Regions from separate parts of the Homo sapiens genome. Here region 1 is linked to region 2. Evidence: read pairs that join two places in POLR2A ChIA-PET (ENCODE). Cell type or tissue: endothelial cell of umbilical vein. All regions are shown on one strand. Links, peaks and the distances in the headings refer to the core of each region. The heading gives the core; the rest is flanking DNA. Region 1 overlaps PDCL (phosducin like). Region 2 has its middle 38 kb from the start of DAB2IP.

The links. ChIA-PET counts read pairs that join two places held together with the same protein. Peaks named below come from ENCODE experiments on the same cell type or tissue, not always from the same donor. Only the 100,000 strongest peaks of a DNase experiment are listed, where the experiment ranks them.
Region 1: POLR2A ChIA-PET joins it to region 2 with 8 read pairs; 2 of 35 experiments call an interaction of 5 or more read pairs at or near these places.

The regions. Positions count from the first base shown.
Region 1 is chr9:122,813,995-122,818,382 of GRCh38, forward strand. It overlaps PDCL (phosducin like), which reads right to left. Exons shown (of 4, transcript NM_005388.5): 4 at 4,103-4,388. Among named protein-coding and RNA genes, the nearest start is that of PDCL, 12 kb to the right of the region's middle. In endothelial cell of umbilical vein, for the core only: no CTCF peak of the experiment used is centred there; DNase peaks (open chromatin) are centred at 1,817 and 2,357; H3K4me3 peaks cover 397 bases; H3K27ac peaks cover 2,908 bases.
Region 2 is chr9:121,611,074-121,615,461 of GRCh38, forward strand. It overlaps a transcript of DAB2IP not described here. Among named protein-coding and RNA genes, the nearest start is that of DAB2IP, 38 kb to the right of the region's middle. In endothelial cell of umbilical vein, for the core only: no CTCF peak of the experiment used is centred there; no DNase peak of the experiment used is centred there; H3K27me3 peaks cover 439 bases.

The DNA.
Region 1 (4,388 bases), core at 104-4,103, 1.2 Mb after region 2:
CACGCCTGTAATCCCAGCACTTTGGGAGGCTGAGGCGGGCGGATAACGAGGTCAGGAGATCAAGACCATCCTGGCTAACACGGTGAAACCCTGTCTCTACTAAAAATACAAAAAATTAGCCGGGTGTGGTGGTGGGTGCCTGTAGTCCCAGCTACTTGGGAGGCTGAGGCAGGAGAATGGCGTGAACCCAGAAGGTGGAGCTTGCAGTGAGTCGAGATCGCGCCACTGCACTCCAGCCTGGGTGACGGTGAGACTCCGTCTCAAAAAAAAAAAAAAAGTTCCACAGAAAACAGAGATAAACAAATGCAGCAAAATATCAACTTTTGATGAAGCCACGTGAAAGATATACAGATGTTAATGGTAATATTCTTTTCAGTTTCCTATAGGTTTCAACGTTTTCCAAATAAAAGATTAATAATTAACTAATACAATGTGAGAGTCTGAAGCATCTGACGAAATCATCTAGCCAGATGCGTGGCTCACACCTGTAATCCCAGAACTTTGGGAGGCTGAGGCAGGAGGATCGCTTGAGCCCAGGAGTTTGAGACCAGCTTGGGCAACAAAGTGAGACACTCCACTCTACAAAAAATAAAAAATTAGCCAGGCACAGTGGCATGCACCTGTAGTCCCAGCTACTCGGCAGACGGAGGCAAGAGGATCCCTTGAGCCCAACGGTTCAAGATTACAATGAGCTGTGATTGCGCCACTACACTCCAGCCTGGGTAACAGAGCAAGACCCTGTCCCGAGGGGGAGGAAAAAAAAAAAAAGATCATCTAGTTCAACTCCTCACTTTACAAATGGGGAAATGAGGCCCAGGAGAGGAAGAGATGTATCTGAGGGCACTTAACTAGTTACTGAAAGAGCCAGAGTCCACATTAACTATTCTCCCTATTGCTGTCACTTGTAGTGGGACACGGGTGGCAGTGTGTGGAGGAAGGAGCCTAAGAGATGGATTTTGGGAGGGAGGACTCTCTTGAGTCATGGTAGGAAGGAGATGCCCCTCAACAGGGGCACATTGTGGGTCACTGCCACAGCTGAGACAGGAGGAGATTCTGGCCTGAAACACAGGCAGAATTGAGAGACCCAAGGCTCCATCAGCTCAACTCCTTTTCGCTCTTTGAATTCTCTTCTTGGCCGGTCGCGGTGGCTCACACCTGCAATCCCAACACTTTGGGAGGCCGAGGCAGCCAGATCACCTGAGGTCGGGAGTTCGAGACCATCCTGGCCAACATGGTAAAAACCTGTCTCTACTAAAAATAAAAAAATTAGCCTGGTATGGTGGCACGTACCCGTAGTCCCAGCTACTCAGGAGGCTGAGGCAGGAGAATCGCTTGAACCCGGGAGGCAGAGGTTGCAGTGAGTTGAGATCACGCCACTGCACTCCTGCCTGGGCGACAGAGCTAGGCTCTGACTCAAAAAAATAAATAAAAATAATGAAATAAATAAATGAGTAAAAATAAATTATCTTCTTTATTTCCTTCCTCTATTCTCTCCACTGTCTTTCAATGTTTCTATTTTATTGTCACTTGATCAGTTTGCTTTCTCCATCAAGAATATGACATCAGGAAAATAGTACAAATGTTGGAACTTCACAAACCTGATTTTAATCCTGCCCTGCCCACTAGCTGTATAAGTTGAAATGTCACTTAACTCTGCTAAGTCTTGGTTTCTACACCTTTGAACAGTTACTACTTCCTACTTTGAAAAGATGTGCCATTCAATGAGTCAATGTGTTCATTCTTAAATGTTTATTCATCTTTTGCCAAGTGCCAAGCACAGTGTGGGCACTAGACCAATAAAAACACTTCTGTGTGTTCCAGGTACTTTATATTAATTGACTCATGTTACTATCAGCATTTCACAGATGAGGAAACTGAGGCATGGAGGGATTCAGCATCTTGCTTCCAAAGGTAGTATCAGGCTGTGCCTAGAGACCAAGCCCTTACTCTATGCCAGTGGTCCCCAACCTTTTTGGCACCAGGGAACGGTTTCCTGGAAAACAATTTTTCCACAGACTGGGGTTGGGTGGGGGGAGTTTCAGGATGATTCAAGCGCATTGCATTTATCGTACACTTTATTTCTATTATTATTACATTGCAATACATAACAATTATACAACTCACCAAAATGTAGAATCAGTGGGAGCCCTGAGCTTGTTTTCCTACAACTAGACGGTCCCATCTGAGGGTGACGGGGAACAGTGACAGATCGGCAGGTGCTGGATTCTCATAAGCAGCGGACAACCTACATCCCTCGCGTGGGCAGTTCACAATAGGGTTCGCACTCCTATGAGAATCTAATGCCACCGCTGATCTAACAGGAGGTGGGGCTCAGGCAGTAACGGAAGCAATGGGAAGCGGCTGTAAAAACAGATGAAGCTTAGCTTGCTGGCCCGCCGCTCACTTCCTGCTGTGCAGCCTGGTTCCTAACAGGCCACAGAACGATACTGATCTGTGGCCCAGGGGTTGGGGACCGCTGCTCTATGCCATACATGAGGAAGAAAACAAAGTCCGTGCCTTCCTGAGACTTTCATTCCAAACGTGAAATCTGGAAGACTCTGGGACAGTTTGTGATAGACAAATGGTTCCTCTTTCCTTCCCCCAATTCCATGGCTAAAAGGGAGAATCACAAAATAAAACAGGAGAGAGGCAATCTGAGAGCTACCCCATTTCAACTCCCTCCCTCTTTTAATAAGGAAACCAAGAGCAGTGAGCACTTGTTCTGTCACAGGTGCACTCACTCACCTTAATCCATAGGTCAGTGACTCTCAAACTTGAACAAGCTTCAGAATCACCTACAGGGCTCATGAAAATAGTTTGCCTAGTCATTCCCAGAATTCCTGATTCAGGAGGTCTAGGGTGAAGCCCGAGAATTTGCATTTCTGACAAGTTCCCAGGTGATGCTGAGGCCGCCACTGCTGCTGGTGCTGCCCCAGCTACCACACATGAGAACCACCGTCACAGAACAACTCCACAAAACAGGTTATTTTTGTTCCCATTTTACAGATGAGGAAACTGAGCATCAGGAAAGGTAGGTTTCTTACCAGAAAGAAGCTACACCACTAGACTGCCAGACAGGATTTGAACCCAGATCTGCCTGACTCTAAAGCCCATGCTGCTTCCACGACACCAAAGTTAAGAGATCTAACATTCTCGGCCCGATGCGATGGCTCATGCCTGTAATCCCAGCACTTTGGGAGGCCGAGGCAGGTGATCACCTGAGGTCAGGAGTTCGAGACCAGCCTGGCTAACATGGTGAAACCCCATCTCTACTAAAAATACAAAAATTAGCCAGGCATGGTGGCAGGCACCTGTAATCCCAGCTACTCAGGAGGCTGAGGCAGGAGAATCGTTTGAATCCAGGAGGCGGAGGTTGCAGTAACCTGAGATTGTGCCACTGTACTCCAGCCTGGGCAACAGAGTGAGACACCATCTCCAAAAAAAAAAGTCTAGGATTTCTCCATTACCATTACATGTCTACTCTTTTTTTTAATTTTTTTTTTTTTTTTTTTTTTTGAGACAGGGTCTCTGTCGCCCAGGTTGGAGTGCAATCATGGTTCACTGCAGCCTTGACCTCCCAGGCTCAAGAGATCCTCCTGACTAAGCCTCCCAAGTAGCTGGGACTAGAGGTACAACACCGTGCCCAGCTAATTTTTTCTATTTTTTGTAGAGATGAGGCCTCACTATGTCTGCCTCAGCCTCCCAAAGTGCTGGAATTACAGGCATGAACCACCACACCCAGCCCTACTGTATTTTAGAACTTCTGTTCTTGAAAAGCAAAGTCAAGTTCCCTGTAAGTGCATAATATATTCTCATTTTCAATGAGAACAGAAGATGGTTTGTAAAAGCTATTTTTAAGTGTCCCTATTTGCCCAGTAATTCCTCTTCTAGAAATCTATGAGAATAATTCAAAATATAGCCCAAAACACAAAGGCATTAAGTGTTCAGCAAAACACTGAGAATCTAAATAACCAATATAAAGAGATTGGTTAGGCCGTGCAGCGTGCTCACGCCTGTAATCCCGGCACTTTAGGAGGCCGAGGCGGGCAGATTACCTGAGGTCAGGAGCTTGAGACCAGTCTGGCCAACATGGTGAAACCCCGTCTCTAGTAAAAATACAAAAATTAGCCAGGCGTGATGGCATGTGCCTGTAGTCCCAGCTACTCAGGAGGCTGAGGCAGGAGAACTGCTTGAACCCAGGAGGTGGAGGTTGCAGTGAGCCGAGATCACGCTATTGTACTCCAGCCTGGGTGACAGAGCGAGACTCCATCTCAAAGAAAACAAACAAAATAAATAAATAAAAATAAAGAGACTGGTTAAATAAATTATTATATATCCAAATGATGAAATATTATGAAGCCACTGAAAATTATTTATTTAGAATGTTT
Region 2 (4,388 bases), core at 99-4,098:
CAAGCAATTCTCCTGCCTGAGCCCCCTGAGTAGCTGGGATTACAGGTGCCTGCCACCACGCCCGGCTAATTGTAATTTTTAGTAGAAACTAGATTTTGCCATGTTGGCCAGGCTGGTCTCGAACTCCTGACTTCAAGTGATCTGGCTGCCTCAGCCTCCCAAAGTGTTGGGATTACAGGCATGAGCTGCCATGCCTGGCCTTGACCATAGGTTTTGATTCAGATTTGGAACAGAAATCTGTTGATGGCCACTGAATCCTGGGCTTGGAGTAGGAGCTAGGGGAAGCACCAAGTAACTCGTTCCCACCCCAAGGAAGCTGAGTACAGCAGACAGGCTAAGGGTGTGTGTGTGGTCTAAGGTCCATCAGACAGACCTGGCTTTGGGTTCTGGCTGCTCTACCTACCAGCTGTTTGACCTTGGACAAAGTTATCTTATTTCTCTGATCCTCAGTATTCTTAACTATAAATTGCGGATAATAATACCTATTTTTTAGGGCTGTTATTATATTATTATTATTTTTTAATTTTTTGAGACAGGGTCTCACTTTGTTGCCCAGGCTGGAGTGCAGTGGTGTGATTTCGGCTCACTGCAACCTCTGCCTCCTGGGTTCAAGTGATTCTCCTGCCTCAACCTCCTGAGTAGCTAGGATTATAGGTGTGTGCCACCACAGTCAGCTAATTTTTGTATTTTTAGTAGAGACAGGGTTTCACCATGTTTGCCAGGGTGGTCTCAAACTCCTGGCCTCAAGTGATCCACCTGCCTCGGCCTCCCAAAGTGCTGGGATTACAGGCATGAGCCACTGTGCCCAGCCTAGATTAAAATTATACGTGCAAAGAAAGAACACAGTACAGTGTCTGCACATCATAAACATTTAATAAATGCTGCAGTTTTGTTATTACTTATTATTTGCATTATTATTACTGATGGTCTTCTTAATGCACTTTATAGCAGTCTTGGGATCCTCTGGCCATACCCCTTTCCAGAACTTACTGCCTTTGGTGAAGGTAGTTCTGGGTAGGGGAAGATCTGAATTAAAGAGTCAATCTACCAGCCTGGGAAACATAGCAAAACCCTGTCTCTACAAAAAAAAAAAAATTACCTGGGGCTGGTGGTGTGTGCCTGTAGTCCCAGCTACTCTGGAGGCTGAGGTGGGAGGATCGCTTAAGTCCGGGAGGAGGTTGAGGCTGCAGCGAGCCGGAGCCGTGATCGTACCACTGCACTCCCACTTTGGTAGCAGAGTGAGACCCTGCCTCAAAAAAAAATTATTATTTTTAATGTGAATGATTTTTCTCTTGGAGATACACAGGGTCTCAAATTGGCCAAAAAAGGTGTCTGAACATGGGTTTTTAAGGGAGCTGCTTTGATGAATAGAGAAAGGGGATAATAGAGAAAAAGATTTCTTTAAGGTGCTTGAAATTTATCTTTTGCATGGTATCCACAGTCCCCGTGAGCTTGTTTCTGCTGTGTAAGTCACCGGGGTGAGTGTCTGTTGAAGCAGGCATGCGGGGTAAAGGTGGGGCAGGGCGGAACTCCAACAAGTCTCAGCTGCTGCTCCTCCCTCTCTCCCTTCCGAGAACCGCCAGGGTCCTCCTTAGAGAGAGAGCCTGCTCAGCCTTTGGGGAAGCCACAAATTGGTGAAGTTGCTGTAGACAGCAGTGTGTGTGTGTTTGTGTGTTGTGTGTACGTGTTGGTGGGGGGAGGTAAGAGGTCAAGTGGGTTTCCCAGAGGAAGAAAGGCTAGAGCCAGGCCCAGGAGGACAACTGCTCAGGTTTCTGCAAACAGGATTGCAAAATCACTTTTCCCGAGCTTACCCAGTTCTCCATCGGAGTCTTGCAGCCAGGTCAGCTGGGAGCCCCCAAGCTTGGCAGTTAGGACACTTGGGGAGGTGTGGGGAGGGGGGATGTCAAATCCTGCCTCAGTTTCCCCATTTGTCCTGGCTATTCCTAGAGCCCCATTTATCTAGGCTATGCTTTCGGACAGGAAACAGAGGGATGTGGAAGGAGAAGATGCAGGTTTGGGATAAGAGTTGAGTCTGTCACTTCCCACTGTGTGCCCTCAGGCAGGTCCTTCTGCAGCTGCCTGGGCTCCTCAGTGTTTTGAGGCTTCGGTGAGGTAATGTGTGTAAAGTGCTTAGCACAGAGCTGGCATGAAGTAGTGTCTGTAATTATAAACCACCTTGGCCACTGTTGTTTTTAGCTTGGGACCCACCTTACCCCGACCTGACTGCCCTTGCCTCTTGCCTTCCCTGGAGTTCCTGTTTGTTGTTGACATCCTCCTCACCAACTAGTGCAGGGATTTTTAAAGTATTTATATCCTTGCTGGAATTTCTCTTTGCATTGTTTAGTTAATTACCAAATTGAATTGCGGCAAATAATTTCACTTCCTTTCCAGTGCTAGGGCAGGAAGTGGCCCGGTGCCTTTTTTTTACTGTGATTGAGATGATTATTGAGATATTTGATGATGATGATGTCTCCTTCCCCTGAGAGGTTCGCTTCCTCTTAGATCAGCTCCACTGGCCCCATAAATCAAGGCAGCAGCCACGTGCTTGGAACATAAATCTTGTCGAGGATGTTGATGTGTTTGGCCACATGTGGTTTTTGGTGTTTGGGCAACTTCTCGCAAACTCGCGGAGGGATAGTTGAAAAGGCTCCCTTTAAATACAGAACAAATGACCTGTGCACTTATTGGAGAAGTGCTGGGATAGTTGAAAAGACTCCTTTTAAATATTCAGAACAAATGACCTATGCACTTGTTGGAGAAATTCTGTCCAATGGCATACAAATTAAAAATCAAGGCACAGGGAGAAGTCTTCAGATGGCAAGAAATCAGTGGCTCTTCTCCGCAGCTTGATAGTGTTGATGGTGTTGGCTTCTGCCCTGTCCCTCATGGCTCTAGGGTGGAGAAGCAGATTGGATAAAGACATGGGGTTGAAACTGATGTGCTGGGGGGCTTCAGATCCCTGCCCTGCCACTTAGTAGCTGCAGGAATTAACTGCGGCCACTTAATTTTCCTGGGTTCTAAAACAAAGGATACAAGATAACCGGCTTCATAGGTCTATGTTGTAATAGTTTTGCTTCACACAATGCCTGGCACATGGTAAGCACTGGTAAGTAAGCCATTACTTTTAACTCAGGGATCCTCATCGTGTTCTTTACCCAAAGACCCTTCCCATCCTACCTTTCTAGCCTTGACCTCCTTCTTGCAAGATGATAACCAGGACCTAATGTGTCCAGGACTCTCCCACCTTTGCACTTCTTTCTTTTCTTTTTTTTTTTTTTTTTTTTTGAGAGGGAGTCTCGCTCTGTTGCCGAGGCTGGAGTGCAATGGCATGGTTTCGGCTCACTGCAACCTCTGCCTCCTAGGTTCAAGTGATTCTCCTGCCTCAGCCTCCCAAGTAGCTGGGATTACAGGCATGTGCCACCATGCCTGGCTAATTTTTGTATTTTCAGTAGAGACGGGGTTTCACTATGTTGGCCATGCTGGTCTCAAACTCCTGATCTCATGATCCACCTGCCTCAGCCTCCCAAAGTGCTGGGATTACAGGCGTGAGCCACTGCGCCCGGCCCCACCTCTGCAATTCTGTTGTGCGGTTTCTACTATTTGGAACATCCCCTATTTGGTCTCTGCCCATAGAATCCTTTCTTTTTCTTTCTTTCTTTCTTTCTTTTTTTTTTTTTTGAGATGGAGTCTTGCTCTATTGTCCAGGCTGGAGTGCAGTGTTGCGATCTTGGCTCACAGCAACCTCTGCCTCCCAGGTTCAAGCGATTCTCCTGCCTCAGCCTTCTGAGTAGCTGGGACTATAGGGGTGCACCACCGCGTTCGGCTACTTTTTGTATTTTTAGTAGAGACAGGGTTTCGTCCTGTTGGCCAGGCTGGTCTTGAACTCCTGACCTCAGGTGATCCACGAGCCTCGGCCTCCCAAAGTGCTGGTATTACAGGTGTGAGCCACCGTGCTGGGCCTCTTTTCCTTTCAGAAGTTATCTCAAGCACTGTGCCCTCCATGAAATTTCCTATGGCCCCTCAACCTTAACTGCCTTAGTGTATCCTTGTTACGCCTTATGTCTGCAATAGTTGTCGGCCCAAGTATGTTCCATGGAATGGTAACCTGGTAAGATGCTTTGTAGAAAAGAAGGTTAAGAAAAGGCTGCTGAATACTTTATGTACCTGTTTTGTATAGTACCAATCCATATGAACAATTTTAAAGGTTCTGAGAAATCCTGCAGTAAAGAAACCTGCTGAGATTTGTTTACTCCAGAACTTTCCAAACCTCTGACTGTAGAACACTTTCTTCTTGGAATGCCTATTGATAAGCTTTGCGACACTCCTGGAGAGGTGGCGTTGTAGACATCTATATAACAGTTTGATGCTATCTCCTCTTATAATGAAGG